2 separate regions of the Mus musculus genome follow, and region 2 is linked to region 1. A link is a loop called in an ENCODE intact Hi-C map of the cell type or tissue named here. Cell type or tissue: gastrocnemius. All regions are shown on one strand.

Region 1 (8,000 bases):
GACACCTTATCTGCAGCAAGCAAAGTCTGGGATGTGAGGAAAGATGCTAGCAAGCCTCCCAAGTTGCTTCCTTCAGGAAACGGAATTATCTTCATATCCAAGCAGAGCAAGAGACATAAGAGAAAGCAGATTTCCTTACACCTTTCGTTTGTTTCAGTTAAAATGTATCTTGCTTCATTCAGCAAAGATTTGGTTGCATTTTATTGCTTGCAGGATGAATTTTCTTTTTAAAGCCATAGGGGGGTTGGAATAGAAGGCATATGCCTTTCTTTGTTACTTTTCTGCTGCTGTGAAAAGACACCATGTCCTAGACACCTTATAAAGATAAAATTTAATTGGGAGTGAAAGACCTCCGAAGGGAGACCCTCACTCAAGTCTTGGGATAATAGCAGACCCCAAAGAACTCACAAGAGGCCAAGCTTGATGCAAACCACATGAGGCTTTATTCGGGGAAAGCCAGAGCTCTGGGGACGACTTATATCCCACGCAGGGGTAGAGGAGTCGACCTGGAGGGGAAAGAGGTCCCAGTTTTTATAGGCCCTCAGGGGGGAAAGGAGAAGGGGGAGAGTAGGGGACTACCCAATCTAAACAATGTCTATTCTCAAGAATGGGTATGGGAGGGGTACAAGGAAAGAATCTGGTGCAGGTGCAGCAACTCCGGATTGGCCCTGGCTGTGGTTGCTGGGGAGATTTTCCGACTCTTCCCCAGCAACCAATATCACAAACACCTACCAATGGGCTTCATCAGTGGGCACACACATGGGTTCAAGGAACGGTCAGAACATTGGCAGACACACAGGTTCTAGTTGTGGCCAGAGCATTGTGCACCTCTATTTTTCTAAATCAGTGAAGCTAGTTCTGCTAACAGTGAAATCTATTTTGCCAATTTCAGGGCTTTTGTGACCTTTTACATTCAGTCAGGATCTTTCAGGAGCTTGCTGAGAGTTTCAGAGGGTGAGTCCTTAATCATCACAGTGGGAAGCAAGACGTCGGACAGGCAGGCAGGGGGGCTGGAACAGCAGCTGAGAGCTTACATCTCATCCACAAACAGGAGGCATTCGAATATGTAGACCTATGGGGCCCATTCTCATTTAAAACACCAGAGCACATCTTCTCTAGAGAGACATTAGCATCTTTGTCTCTTGCCATCTGCAAGATGTCTATCCCAGTGGCTCATCAGTTGGAGACTGATTTTGCCTCTAAGAGGGGGATACCACTTAACACCCACAATTTCCAGCATAGAGTCCCATCCCCAAAACCAGCTGCAAAATGCCACTGCTGCTATTGCTGAAAAACCTTTCCCCACTCCTCCATCCCTTACCCTTCTTCTCTGGTAGCAGCAGTGACTGAAAGGATCAGGGAACAGGTGATGCCGACTATATTTTGCTCTCGGTACCGGAATCAATGGCTACGATTGGTCTGTCTAAAAATCACTGTTATATAATAGTCTGTGTTTATTTAAAAGTATATCCTTTAAAAACATAGAGAGGGTTGTACTCGTTCAGCTCAGGTCTAGACCCTCCTGTGGGTGAGACTTTATGTCTAACTATTAATGAAAAATGAGACCATGAATTTAAAAGAGTGTGTGTTTGTGGGGGGGGGGGGGGAGGGATACATGGGAGGGTTGAGGAGGAAGAAAGAGAAGGGAGATGAGTAAGTAGATTATCAAAGATAAAAGAAAAAAACTCCTTAACGTTAAAAAGAAAAGTTTATGTCCAAGGCACATGGGTCTTCTTCTACTGCTTCTACCCCGAGTTCTTATAATGTAGTCAGCAAACTCACCTTTCTCTTTAAAAAATTCTCATATTAATCAACAATGAAGAAAACAATTTCAAATGGCTCTTTTTTTCTCTTCTCATTTTTATTAGTCCTTTGAGAAGTTAGTGCAACCGATTTTGATTATATCCACCCCTCCCCCAACTCCTCCCAGATCCATCCCCCTTCAGACACCCAACCCAACCCAACCCAACCCAACCCAACCCAACTTTGTCTACTTAAAGCCATCAAGTAGAGTTTATGCTGTTTTTCTCTTAGGTGTGTGGTTGTCACCAGAGGGTGGCCTATTTATCAGAAGCTGCACCTTTAAAGAAACCTGACTCTCCCTCTCCCAGTAGCTGTCAACTGCTAATAGTTCTGTAGCTAGTAGTGTGACTTTGAGTCCACGATGGAGTTTTGCCAAAGCCTGCTTAGGTCTTGTGTATGCTATGAATTCATGTGTGTAGCTGCCCTGTTCTGTTCAGAAAACTATATTTCCCTGTAGTCATTCAACACCTATGCCATTTTGCAGTCCTTTTACCCTCTTTTTCCTATGAACCCTGAGCCTTGGTTGGAGGGGATATAGTGATTTCTTTTAGGGCTGAGTATTCTTGAGTCTCTTACTCCATGGATCTTGATTAATTGGGGAGGTTCACAGTTGAATCTATGAGTCAGTTTTAAGACCATGTCAGTTTAGTGTGTTCTCCCCAGGGCCTATGATCTATCTAGCTACAGGTTCTTGCCCCCAATAATGGTGTAAATAGCTCTTAAAAGTCCAAATTTTCCTTTTCTTTTTCAAAATTATGTCACATAAATATTCTGCTCCCCTTCTTTTCTCCAGACCTTTCTATAAAACTCCTTGCTTAATTTCAAATTGATGACCCCTTTCCAATGACAGTTATTACACACACACACACACACACACACACACACACACATGGTGTCTTAGAAGAAGGTGATCATTATCAATCTATTAGGTTACCCATTATTGCATAAAATGATACATAAGGGCTAGTTTCCCTTAAGTATTTCCGTTTCTTGCCTATGTTTGTGTGTGATGTCATCTCATTTACTACAGCCTGTCTCCAGTGTTGTAGAGAAAGGGCGTGATGTGCTTTCTGATAGAACTCTGGGGTACATTGTCTTTTGAGAATGGGGCTTCCTATTTCTTTACTTATGGGGAGTTACTGTGGGCACACACATTCAGAGGAAATGCCATCTTCTAACTGAGGGGCAAGTGACAGTGAGGTCAGGTAGGACTTTTCTAGGTGCTCAGATTGTTCTAGATGTGTTTCTCTAACAGTGCTGGCTTCGTCATCTCCCTGGGAATAAATGTTCAGGATCAGGGAATCCTCATCTCCAATTCTGATTTTCCTGGTTCCCTCTCCTCAGCTGAGTCTGGAAGGTTCTTTACTCTGTCAAACCAATCTCATTTGCCTTCTACCTTTTGGAGATTAGATTTCTGGCCCACTGATGTTTTTCTTTACTTTAAAATGCTGGTTACTTCTATTTGTCCCCTTGGAGCTCCTGTTGGGAGTCAGTGTCTATTATGAGGTCTTTAACAGGTAATTAATTAAGTACTGAGAAGATCTAAGGCCTTCCTTCAGGACTGGGTTGGTTCTCACAGAAGCAGGTTAGCAGTCTTGAGAATGGGGTCTTGTAAAGTGAGGCTGTTCTTTCTCTCACGCTTTGTCCCTTAGATTGTAAAGCCCAAACAATTCCGTTTCTGAAGAAACTCCATTTTGTACCAGACCAGGGGCTAAACTCCAATTCCAGGAAGAAAATAACAGAGTCCTCAGGAGCAAGCATCCTATGACAACACACCGCACTTAGCAACAGCCCGTCAGGCTACAATAGCAGGGTCAAGGTACATTGAGATAGCTTAAGACATCCTGCAGAGAATACACTTAGCCATCCTGTTTGTCAGGTGGTTTGTCCCCATGTTCAGTTCCTGCAGATTACCCCAGAAATGCAGTTTTTAAATACTAACTTGCTGACCTGTATGGAAATTGCACAAGCTTGCTGTAACTATAATACATATATTGCACTCCTAGACTCAGGGCCTCACTCTGACCCGCTGCAACCTTGCTTGCAAACGTGTAATAAAGACCCTTGTGTGTTTATATTGCAATTGGCTCCTCGGTGGTCTTTGGGGGTCCCTGCAACTTGGGTATAACAAGATGTGTTCGGCTTGTCCTTCGGCTCTCTGCCTTGAGCCACAGTGGTGTGAAGTCCTCACCCGATTTTGCCACAGTTGGGATGACCTACATCCTCTCATTGCGCAGAATGTTTGGTGTTGTCTTCTCCATAGCCCGTTACAAGCCTTCTTTATGTAAATGCTTGTCTTTCTTCAAAGGCCCAAAAGACGTTTCTCTGAGATTAGCTTACTAAAACGCAAGCTACAAGGTGGAGGGAAGTCAAGCAGCCCTCGGTGCCAAAGGGCAACCCAAAGGGATGGATTGGGTGTTGTCCCGGTACTGTTTGGTTCAGGTTGGAGGTCATTTGCATAGTAAAGAGCTGGAGTGGGCGTTGTCTTGTTGCTGATTGGTTCAGGCTGGAGGTCATTTGCATAGTAAAGAGCTGGAGTGCGCATTGTCTTGTTGCTGATTGGTTCAGGCTGGAGGTCGTTTGCATAGTAAAGAGCTGGAGTGGGCGTTGCCCTGCTGCTGACTGGATCAGGCTTGAGGCTGTTGGCATAATAAAGAGCTGGCAGCTAGAGCTGGGGGCCAGGCAGAACCTTAGGCAGATGCGGGAGGAAGCAAGAAGGGAGGCAACTAGAAGCAGGCAGTGAGAACCTCTGTCTTAGTTCTATAGCTGTGAAGAGACACTGTGACCAAGGCAATTCTTATGAAAGTAGGCATCTAATTGGGGGTTTACTTACTGTTTTAGAGGTTTAGACCATTATCGTCTTGGCAGGGGCATGGTGCCATGCAGAGCTACACCTGAGAGCTACATCCTGATTGTAAGTAAAAAGAAGAAACGCTGGCCTGGGTGTGGGCTTTTGAAACTCTCAGAGCCCACCCCCAGTGACGCACTTCCTCCAATAAGGCCACACCTCCTAATCCTATCAAAGAGTTCTGCTTCCTGGTGACTAAGAATTCAGAGCACCTCACGTCCCTGTGATGCCTGTGCACAGGTGCTCACAGACCTCCCCTCCTCTCCCCATATCCCCAAACCCTTTTCTGGTATTTCTATAGGCTGGGACAGGAAAGGAGGTAGTCCGTGCAGCCAACCTGCTATCTTGATCACTTTTTATTGTTTTTTTTTCCCTGGTATTCTTCAAAAGATTGAGGTTGTCTTTTGTGCTTCTACAATGTCTCAGCCCAAAAGTTACCTATTATTGATGGTCAGGTTCCAAGCATCAGATGGCAATTTGCAGCCTTGCGGCTTAAAGGCAGGAGAGATAAAGCTACCAGAACGTAATGATTCACAGTAATGAGGTTTCGTCTGAAGAGCAAAATGGACAACTGGGGACCCTGGCTTCTGTTCTCTGGTTTTGGAATGCCTTTACACTGGGAGCACAGGACTGCGGCTGCCGCTTTGGCTGATGTTCACAGACTCTACAGCGCAGTGTCTGCTTGATGGATGTTTTCTCATTGCTGGTGGTAATTCTACAGTGGCGGATTCACCAGTTAGCAGGACTTTGCCGTTTGCTTCTAATATCTATTTCCTCCTCCGGATAAATCATCATCTTATGAGAAAGTAAAAAGGTAGAAAATATTGGTCATGAAAGGATTTGGATCATATTTAACTCAGACAATGAAAAAGTTTCTTCCTTAATTCAATAACTGTCTGGAACCACAACTTAAGATTGCCAGTGGCTTTGTAGACATGCCCAGATAGTTAGATTGTAAACCACCCAGGAGCTTGGGGGATTTGTGTTAAATTCTTGCCCTGGGCTGACATGTTGAACCTAGAAGTTAACTGTAGATCAAGAAAAGAAGAGGAGGTGTGTGTGTGTGTGTGTGTGTGTGTGTGTGTGTGTGTGGTGGAACTCAACAACTTTGTCAAACCCAATCTTGTTTTTCTTTCTTTTGGCTTTTCTATTATATTTTTCTGTTCTTACATTACCTACAGGCAAGCTTGGGTACAATGCTATCATACTCAGATGAAGGGCACAGGGAGCTATGACATCATTCAGCTACTCCATCGCTCCCATAGAGAGGAGGGCAGTTTATTCTCTGGGTTTGCTTTGTTTAGTTTTGGAGGCAAGATCTCAAGGCTGGCCTTGAACTCACTACATAACCAAGGATGCCCTCACATTCTAATTTTCTTATCTTTTCCTCCCACGAATTAGGATTAGGTGTGCACCACCACACTGTTTTATGTTGTGCTAGAGATCAAACCCAGGGCTTCATGCATACTAGACAAGCACATAGGAGCTATAACCCCAGCTTCAAGTGGTTGGGCTTGAATTACATCCCTGCATATCAGACACTGAGGGTCATGGATAAGTTGCTACTTGTTCATCTCTGTTTGAAGGTCCTTTCTCTACTAACAGTTAGAGAATAGGTTACACAATGTTTAGACTCGTGTACGTGTACGTGTGTGTGTGTGTGTGTGTGTGTGTGTGTGTGTTTATAATGTAAAGGACTAAGGATCAACACTATGAATTGAGTGTATTCATATTCATACCACATTCACCTGTAGGGATAAGACCCAGGAGCCAATGGCAGAGAGGTTCTCAGGTGAACTCCTAGGTTTGGTTCTCCTGGACAATTGTTTACATGGAGTTTTTGATTAAGATTTTATGAGAAACCAGCATCTGTGAAAGGAAGATGAGGTCTGGGAGAAATGAGCAATGGAATTAGGCTGTAGGTATAAGAAACTCTTTCCATTGCTACTTTCTCTGGGAAAAGATGGCGGGTCTTTTTCTCTGCTTTCTCGGTTGCTGGGTTTGGGTTTTCCCAGAAAGCGATACAGCAGGAAGGAGTGGCTTTTAGCATCTGGGAACAAGAGGGCTCATGTCAGCAGGCAGGATGTCTACTGATTGACTCTTACAAATTAAGGCAAAACCTTCATGGAAGGGTGACCTGGCCAGCACATCCCTATTTATAGTCAGAGCAGAGTTGCTAGTGGGAAAGACATTTGTCATGGAAGGAGATAAAGAACAAGTGCCACACTTTTTCTGGGGGTAATGGTCACAGGATGGGACAATGTGAACTCTTCTGCTGAACTGACATCTCAGCTCAGCCTTTGTTTCTGCCATTTGACAAAGGATAAAGCAGTTTAAACCAGGAAGCAAGTCACACCCAGAGCTACAGTGTTCTAAGCGTCCTATAAAATGAAGACGGCAGACGGATGGTTTTAGTTGTAGAGTATAATTTAGCTCAAGGGTGAGAGACAGAACTACAAGTGGTTACTAGGCTGAACATACATGAAAAACATGTCAGTGACAGGTGAGTGGGGTATGAGCCCAAGACATCACTGTGCCTTGCTGACAGTAAAAGTCTAAGGCATTCTCTTTAGAGACCTTTGCTCAGGCAAGGAAGGGTCCTTTTCTTATTTAAAAACAAAAACCAAAACAAGCCAACTTATTCACTTTACATCCCACCCACTGCCCCTCTCCTGGTCACCCTCTTCCATAATCCTCCCACCCCCTCCTGCCCCCCCCTCCTTCCTCTGAGAGGGTGGGGGGGGGTCTTAGATATTTCCCTCACCCTTGCAGACCAAATCTCTGTGAAGCTAGGCTTATCCTCTCCCACTGAGGCTGGACATGGCAGCCCAGCTAGAAGAACATATTCCACATACAGGCAGCAGCTTTTGGGATAGACCCTGTTCCAGTTGTTTGGGACCCACATGAAGACAAAGTTACATATCTGCTACATACGTGCAAGGATGTCTAGCCCATGTATATTCTTTGGTTGGTGGTTCAGACTCTCAGAGCCCCAAGGGTCCAGGTTAGTTGATGGTGTCGGTCTTCCTGTGGAGTTCCTGTCCCCTTTGGAGCCCCAAGGAAGGGATTCTTAACTCATCAAAGAAAGGAATTTCAGGAAGAGTCGTTCTGAAGCAGAGCTGGGATTTATTAGGAGGAACATAGAACACAGATTTTTAAGTGAGCAGCAATCGAAAGAAAGAAATACCCAAAGAGAAAATAAGGAACGCTTGACGACATGGTGTGGGCTTCCTCAGAGGTCCTTAGAGTAGCCATGTGGCTGTTTGCGGTGGCTTCTGAAGTTACATATCATAGGAACTTTATACATGGCATCTCAGGGTGGTTCCTGATGCAGTCTGGGTGGTAACTG
Region 2 (8,000 bases), 420 kb before region 1:
CACTGAATAGCAATCACTTGTATTATTCAAGGAAGAGTTGATCGAGCTGTGTCTGGTTATTCCATCAATCCAGGGAAGAGAGCTCATGCTTGCACTTCAGCTATGGGTTTTGTCCTAGGCCAGCTCTGACATCCAGGTAACTGATGAAGGCACCAAAATCTGGTGGCCTCTGGCAATTCAACCCTCTCTTGGTGTTCTGGAGCCAAAAGCTGATGGCCTCCGGCAGGACCCCAAACTGTGGGATGGTATCACCCACATAAAGGCCATGTCTTCCCCTCTCAGTCAAACCTCCCTGGAAACACAAGACTACTCAGAGGCGTGTCTCCTCGGTGATTCCTAATCCATCAGAGTTAACAATGAGAATAATATCAATGTACTTCTCTGCAGTACTCCCTCTCCCAGTGGCGGTTGCTTTGAATGTCTCATCTCTACATTGGGAGCTATGATGTCATCCTTCTCACTTGTCTATTTGCAACAATCAAACACGGTTTAAAAACTAATGAAAAGGAAAGGGTAATTGTCTTAGTTAGCTGTGAACAGACACTGTGACCAATGCAACTCTAGTTAGTGTTTACTGCTGTGAACAGACACCATGACCAAGGCAACTCTTATAAGGACAACATTTAATTGGGGCTGGCTTACAGGTTCAGAGATTCAGTCCATTATCAAGGTGGGAGCATGACAGCATCCAGGCAGGCATGGTGCAGGAGGAGCTGAGAATTGTACATCTTCATCTGAAGGCTGCTAGCAGAATACTGGCTCCCAGGCATCTAGCACAAGGCTCTTAAAGCCCACACCCACAGTGACACATCTACTCCAACAGGACCATACCCTCTAATAGTACCACTCCCTGGGCCGAGCATATACAAACCATCACAGTAATTATAGATGCTTTTATTCTCTCCCTTGTCTGTTCTTCCTATTTGGTTCCCTAGATCTCTTCCTATATCCTTTCTACTTAGAAGGATACATGTCATCTGTCATTGAGGGGCATTCTGATGACAATAATCCTTAAAGTTTTCCTTCCTGGAAAAATATCTTTATTATCCCTTGATTTTTAACAACATTCTTGCTCAATTTTGACAGTCTTTCTTTAGCACTTGGAAAATACCATGCCACTTCCTACAGGCCTTCATGGCTTCCAGTGACAAATCAGCTGTCACTCATTTTTATCTCTTCTGCCTCCTACAATTTTCTGTTAAGTACATCTATTGAGTTTGTTATATTTTAAGTTCTAAAATTTTATTTGAGTTTCCTTTATAGCTATTTTCTTGCTTAAGTTTTCTATTCATTTCTCTCAGCCACACTCATAATTTTTCATTGCAGGATTTTTTTTTTTTTTTTTTTTTTTTAGTGTGGCTGCCTAAAGATTTTTGTCAGAAAAATCTCACATGCCTAACTCAGTGTTGGTATTGACTGTTCATCTTTTTATTTCAGTTGGGATTCTTCTGGTTGAATTATTTTACTTTTAAATGGGGAGGTTTGGGGCATTAGATTGTAGTATTCTTATAGAAACCTGATTTAATCGGCTTTCTCAGACACCACTTCAGCAGGAAAGGGCAGACTCTTACTAGGCTCCTAGTACCATAGAGGGTGAAGATTGTTATAGGACCGCCAAGTGATGATGCAAAGGGTAACTGCACCAAGCCTCCTCTGGTGCTACTCTGTCATTAGAGAGGATGGATGTGCTGTTGTGGGTGGGTGGAATCAAAACTATAAGCTCCCCCCACAGTCTTCTCTGGTACCAGTAAGAGCAGACACTCTGCCTGGCAGAGTGGTACTGAGCCACAGCAAGAAAGTCCAATTCTTCTCCCACCGGGGTTCCCAACCAAAAGCAAACGGGTTTCAAGGAAGTGTTTCTACCAATTACCAGGCTCAGGAGTCTCTGAGCCCTTCCCCAGCTTCCTTGCAGTCAGTCGCAAGTACAGTATGTCTGCACTTTAGCCATGAAGGACTTCCTCGGTTGGCACCTGAGCTGTCTCTTACCAGCCAAGCACAGAGGAACCCAAGGCACAAGTACACTACATCTCTCTGCCAACTGCAAAACTCAGTGCTAAAAACAAAAAATTGAAGAGAGCTGTGCAGAAATCCCGGGGCCTTCTGCAACAGCTAGCTCCACCTCTGTACCAGCGTCTACTTCCTGTCTGTGTAGGATCTGCCCTTCACATCCTATGGGGGCCCAAGTAACTCTTCCTTGGAGTCCCCTTCGTGAGTACAACACCCAGTAAAGCCTCATTTGGATGCTATTGCTTCTCTCATCGTGATTTCTGTTTTGAATTGAGCAAGAGAGTCTGGTTAACCTCATTGCCTAAACCTAGAAACACAAAGAGCTAGCGACACACCAAAATGAGCTGGTGATGTCGGCACGAGCGATGCTTTGCCCATTCCTAATGTCCCTCTTGAGTCAAGCAAAGAATATAGGCTGCTTGTACTGGCTCCCCACTTGGCATCGTCAAGCACAATCAGGGATTTCGTGCCTCATTCAGGCAGGGCAGGGGTAAAGTTGTGGCTCTGCATTTGTCTACTTGTTGTGTTGAAACTGCACTTTCTGCTTTGATGTGTTGCCAGAGAAGGGTAGCCACTCAGCCGTTGCCTGAAAACTCCTTAGCAGTTGGGCCTCATCCTTAGTGCAGGCGCAGGCTTTGTGGGGTCCTTTGGTCTCCACCAGTTGTCACTTCCAGGCTGCTGGCTACTTCAGCTCCAAGTATGGGCAGATGCCACAAAAAGAAATCTCGAAGACCTGAGGTCTCTGGGTACTCTGCATCTTCTCCTCACTTTGCAGAGATTTCCTGCACTCTTCACAGACAAAGCCCAGGGCTGTTTGTTGGAGTCAACAGGAGAAGGAAAGAGAATGTGAACTCTGTCCTCCCAGACGCTGAAGTCTAGGATCAGACTCGCTCTTGAAGCTTCATAGCTTTAGGGTTATATGACATCTACTTCCTAAGACACGTGACCTGCTTGGTTTTCTTTTCACAGTAGGCACTACAGTGGTGAGTGTCAGAAGTTAAGCTCTGCAATCATCTGCTATCTGGTAACTTCTGGAGACTTATTTCATATAGAAATCCTACTTAGCCATTAACACTTGCTCATAATACCCAGAGCATAATGATGACAGACAGGAAATGAGAGACTAGACAGGCCAGTGAGCACCATGATTACTGCACACAGTACACAGTGAGGACACATGCATGGGGACTCGTTGCCTCTGATCTTGAAAAGGATCTGGAAGGAGGGAGAAGAAGACAACGGACTTAAATGATTGCTAAAACAGACAGTACAAAGGACTGTCTCACAGAGGTCTGAGACAACAGTTGAGCTGGGCCTTGAAGAGAAGCAGAACCTCCAGAGAGGAAGCAGGCATCACACCATTGGGTCTGTGGTTTGCTATAGAGGGCGGGACTCTTGGGAGACTGGATCTGACAGGATTTGCTTCCTCAGCTATCTCTCCTGATACCATTTCTTCTTCACCATTCAGGAGCGTTACAGTGTTATCTTTTGCTCTGTCTGTCGCTCCTCTGCTGGCAGCTCAGCTCAGGGCTTCTGTTCAGGTCTGTCAAGCTCCTCTCATCTACCTCCTAGTGCAAGATACAGGTTTGGCATTCAAAGGCTCTTGTGAATGTTCAAGGAAAAGAACAGAGTATAGCAAGCTGATGTCAGCACCAGCATTAGAGGAAACACACTTTGCACTGCTATTGAAAGCTGAGAGCCTCTTCCTCCGGTGGGGTCTACCCACCGGTTCTTTATGACTCCACTTATTCCTGTTAAGGAGCTCAAATAGCAACGACTGTGTCAGAATGCCTGGTAGGAAGCAGGGCGGGAGACACACTGGGCTGATAGCTGGGGAACTGCTTAGGATGCACGGGGCCCATTTCCATCCTGACTTTTCATTGTTTACACCAAGAGAGAAAAGATACAAAGCATCTAGGGGTTTTTTGGTTTTTGTTTTTTTCAAACACGGAAACCATCTTGTAGTACAAGACCCTCCTACACAATGGATTTTCGCCAGAGCTCACCAAAGAAGACAGGAAGTCAGAGGACCTCGATTTCCTGTTTCAGTTTTTATGGCTGAGCAGACAAACAGGAGGCATAAAGGAGCGGTGAGCAGACCCCACCCTCACTTGCCTGAACTGTGGCCTGACCTGGTTTCTCTGAGGCACCTCCTCTTCCCACAAGTTTCCCTTGAGCCACCTCAGTTACTGTATCCCATTCTGTGCGACAGTGATACAAGCTATCACAAAATCCGTGCTTTCACAGGGGCCAGTATCCAGGGTCAGGATTGGAGGCAGGAGGAGAGGTGCCTGAGAACACCCCTCCCCCGTCAGTCTTCTGAGGTCCAATGGGAGAATTCTGCTCCTTCTGCATTCTTGATGCAGACTTGATGTGTGATCCCTTCCAACCTCAGGGCCAGCACTTCCACGTCTTTCTTTGTCCCATTTTCTCATTGCCTGCATCTAGTCGAATCTGCCCCTGCCTCCCTTTTTGGGTCATCCCCTTTAGGATCATCTGGATAATCCAGAAATTCCCTCCATCTCAAGATCCTTAATCACTTCCTCCTAGGCAGAACCGGTAGAGTTCATTGGTTCTAAAGATTAGGACGCTAATCACTCCTAAGAGGCCACGCCCAGCCTGTCACACCAGCTCCACGCTGACAGCTCCTAGCTCTGTCCCCAGCATGGTTCCCTGACTTCTGGATAACTAATTAACTCTATGTGCACTTCACAGCTCTCCTCCACCCACATGTCAACCCCTCACTGTCATCTTCAGCCAGAAACCTCAGCAACACTGTCTGTCCTCTGTGTCCCCAGCTCTCCACGTTCTAGGTCTATCTTCAAAACAGCCCTCTTGAGAGGAAGGAGATGGCTCAGCGGATAAAGTCCCTGTGTGGAAGTGTGAGGACCAAAGTTTGGATTCCCCCACACAAAAAGGCAGGTATGGATGGGCACCGCCGTGCAAGTTTTAATTATCTCTTTTATGTTAGCATTTTCTTTTTATTATTTAAAACAATTTTTAAGTTTAAACATATTATAATCACATTCTTTTCCTTCCCCCGATCCTCTCCCCTCCCTACCAACCCATCTTTAAGTTTTCCTTAAAAGTTCAGTACGACCCCCCCCCGCCCGCCCCAAGCTAAGGAATAAAAAAACACACCCCAAACAAAAACAAAGACAAAAACAAAACTCATCTCATCAAATTGTGACCAAATAAAAGCACACGCACACATACTCGCTCACACACACTTGCATGCACACACACACACACTCACACATACACACACACCTAAAAGAAAAACTTGTGGAGTCTATTACTCAACTACTCCTGAACATGAGGCCTTCCTCTCCTGGTATACTTGATATACTCTCTGTCACTCTATTGAGGAAAACTGATTTCTCTCTCCCAGCAAGCATAAGTTACAGTTCAATTGTTAACTTTTACCCTAGTGGCTAGGTTTTTATTCATTCGTTCATTCATTCATTCATTCATTCATTTGTTCATTCAAAAAATATAGCAAAATAAAATACAGTAAGATAAAACAAAACTAACACATCAAAGTTGTACAAGAAAAACCAGCAGAAGGAAAAGAGCCCCAAGAGAAGGCACAAGAATCAGAGACCCACTCATTCACATACTCAGGAGTCCCGTAAAAAACACTAAACTGGAAGCCATAATATACACAGAGAAGACCTAGTGCAGACCCGAGCAGGCCCTGCGTGTGCTGCTTCAGTCTCTGTGAGTTTATCTGGGCTACCTCCTGTTGATTCGGAAAGCCTTGTTCTCTGGATGTAAGGGTCACCAATGATGTAAAGGTCATCCCCTCTGGTTCTTAACTGCTTTCTCATCCTCTTCCAATGGGGTTCTCTGGGCTCTGTGGGGGTGGGGGAGGGATTGCCTGGAGACATCCCACTTAGGGCTGAGTGTTCCAAGATCTCCCACTCAGTGATAATGTCTGGCTGTGGATCTCTGTGTCTGTTCCCATCTGCTGCAGGAGGAAGTTTCCTCTGATGATGGCTGAATAAGGCACTGAGCTATGAGTATAGAAAGATGTCATTAGGAGTCATTTACCACTATACTTCTCTCTCCCTCTCCCTCTCCCTCTCCCTCTCCCTCTCCCTCTCCCTCTCCCTCTCCCTCTCCCTCTCCCTCTCCCTCTCCCTCTCCCTCTCCCTCTCCCTCTCCCTCTCCCTCTCCTTCCTCTCTCAGACCAGTATCAGTTATCTAGTCTCAGGCTCCTGATCACCCAAGCGGTGATGGCTATGTGATACATTTACACAATGGAATATCACTCAGCTTTTTTTTTAAAAAATTACATCATGAAATTTGCAGGCAAATGGATGGAACTAGAAAATATATCATGCCGAGTGATATATCCCAGACTCAGAAAGACAAATATGCTATGCAATCACTTACATGTAGATATTAGCTATTAAGTTGATGATAACCAAGCTACAATCCATAGCACCACAGAGGGTGTTGTGCCCATTCCTAGAACCACAAAAGACCACCCAGGAGCTGATTCTGATGCAGTCGCATTAGGGTCTTTATTCAAGCCTTAGCTTGGGCCACACTGTTGTCACTGATGCATCAGAATGGGAGGGTGAAGCCCCAAGCCCAGTCTCAAGCAAGCATTTATAGAGGCAAGCAAGCAAGCAGGGGGATTCCAGCTCTCGGCACACATCTGATGGCTATGATGGAATTGGTTTTCAAGTGATTGGCTGGTGCTGGGAGCCAAACCATAAGCTTTCATAAGTAAAATATCTTTAGGTCCCATGGCAACTTCGGCTTTCCTCCCGATTGTGGTTGTTAGGGAGTGACCTGGAGACTAGTGCTAGGTGCAGGCTTATTGGTTAACTCAAGTTCAACATTAGGTCAGATTCTCTAAGATGGAGCCTGAACCCAAGATGGAGTTGGTTTGGTCTCTCATTGGTAGGCATAAAGTAGTAGAAGGGATAGATTGATCTGATTAGGAAAAGGAAATAGAATAAATTAATACGGATGCAAGGGGGTTTGGAATGGGAGGATCAGCTGAGGTGGGGGAGAGGAGACGGGATTGTGGGAAGAGAAACCTTAATTAAGGGGCATTTGAGGGCTAATGTGGATACCTAATACAGTACAAACTTCCTAAAATATATTCATATACGGAGGTGATCTAAGCAAAATCACCAAATAATGGGAGAAAAAGAGTCCCAACTGACCAACTCCTGTCACTAAAGGAAGCTTCCAAAACCGGGTTTGGCTTACAACTAGTTAAACTGTCGGCCAAAGGGTCCCCAATGTAATCCCAAATCAACACAAGCTGTTGCTCTCCACAAACTGATAGCCAGGCCTCATTTCTGAAGACAGGAGCTACAGTACTCATTGAATATGGAGATGCCAAACTGGTGCCAACATAGAGTCGTCATCGCTACATTCCAGCATCTTTGATACAGGAAGGTTCTTTGCACGTTACCAGATGAGAAGTGCAAACACCAAGTCAGCCACAAGACCTTTTTCCACAATGGTGTATGGCCTACAGGACAGGTTAGGGCAATGGTGGCACAGAGCTTAAGGGAGAAACCAACCATTAACTGATCTGACTTAAAGCCCACTTCATGAGATAGAACCCATATCCGACACTGCTTAAGTGCATGTTATAAATTACAGCGCTTAGGAGGCACAGGCAGGCTGCTCTTCATGAGTTGAAGGCCCGCCCGGTTTACACAGTGAGTTTCAAGCCAGCCAAGGCTATACTGAGGCCCTTGAATCAAACAAAAACAAACTAAGCCAGGTGTGGCGGTGCACATCTATAATCCCAAAACAGAGGAGAGAGAGTCAGGCAGACTGCTGGTTGGCCAGCCAGCAGAGTTAATACTGTCTTGATTCAAAGAGAAACCCTGTCTCAGAAAATAAGGTGAAGCCAGATGTACCTTTAATCCCTGCATTTGGGAGGCAGAGGAAGGTATATCTCTGTGAGTTCAAGGCCAGCCGAGTCTACATATACATATAAAGTTTCAGGCTAGTCAGTG

What was found. Peaks named below come from ENCODE experiments on the same cell type or tissue, not always from the same donor. Only the 100,000 strongest peaks of a DNase experiment are listed, where the experiment ranks them.
Region 2: it touches region 1 in a loop (3-fold over the local background); 9 of 42 quality-filtered maps call a loop at or near these places.

What each region holds. Positions count from the first base shown.
Region 1 is chr15:27,300,825-27,308,824 of GRCm38, reverse strand. No RefSeq gene overlaps it. Among named protein-coding and RNA genes, the nearest start is that of Gm36899, 160 kb to the left of the region's middle. In gastrocnemius, no CTCF peak of the experiment used is centred here; no DNase peak of the experiment used is centred here.
Region 2 is chr15:27,720,571-27,728,570 of GRCm38, reverse strand. No RefSeq gene overlaps it. Among named protein-coding and RNA genes, the nearest start is that of Otulinl, 43 kb to the right of the region's middle. In gastrocnemius, no CTCF peak of the experiment used is centred here; no DNase peak of the experiment used is centred here.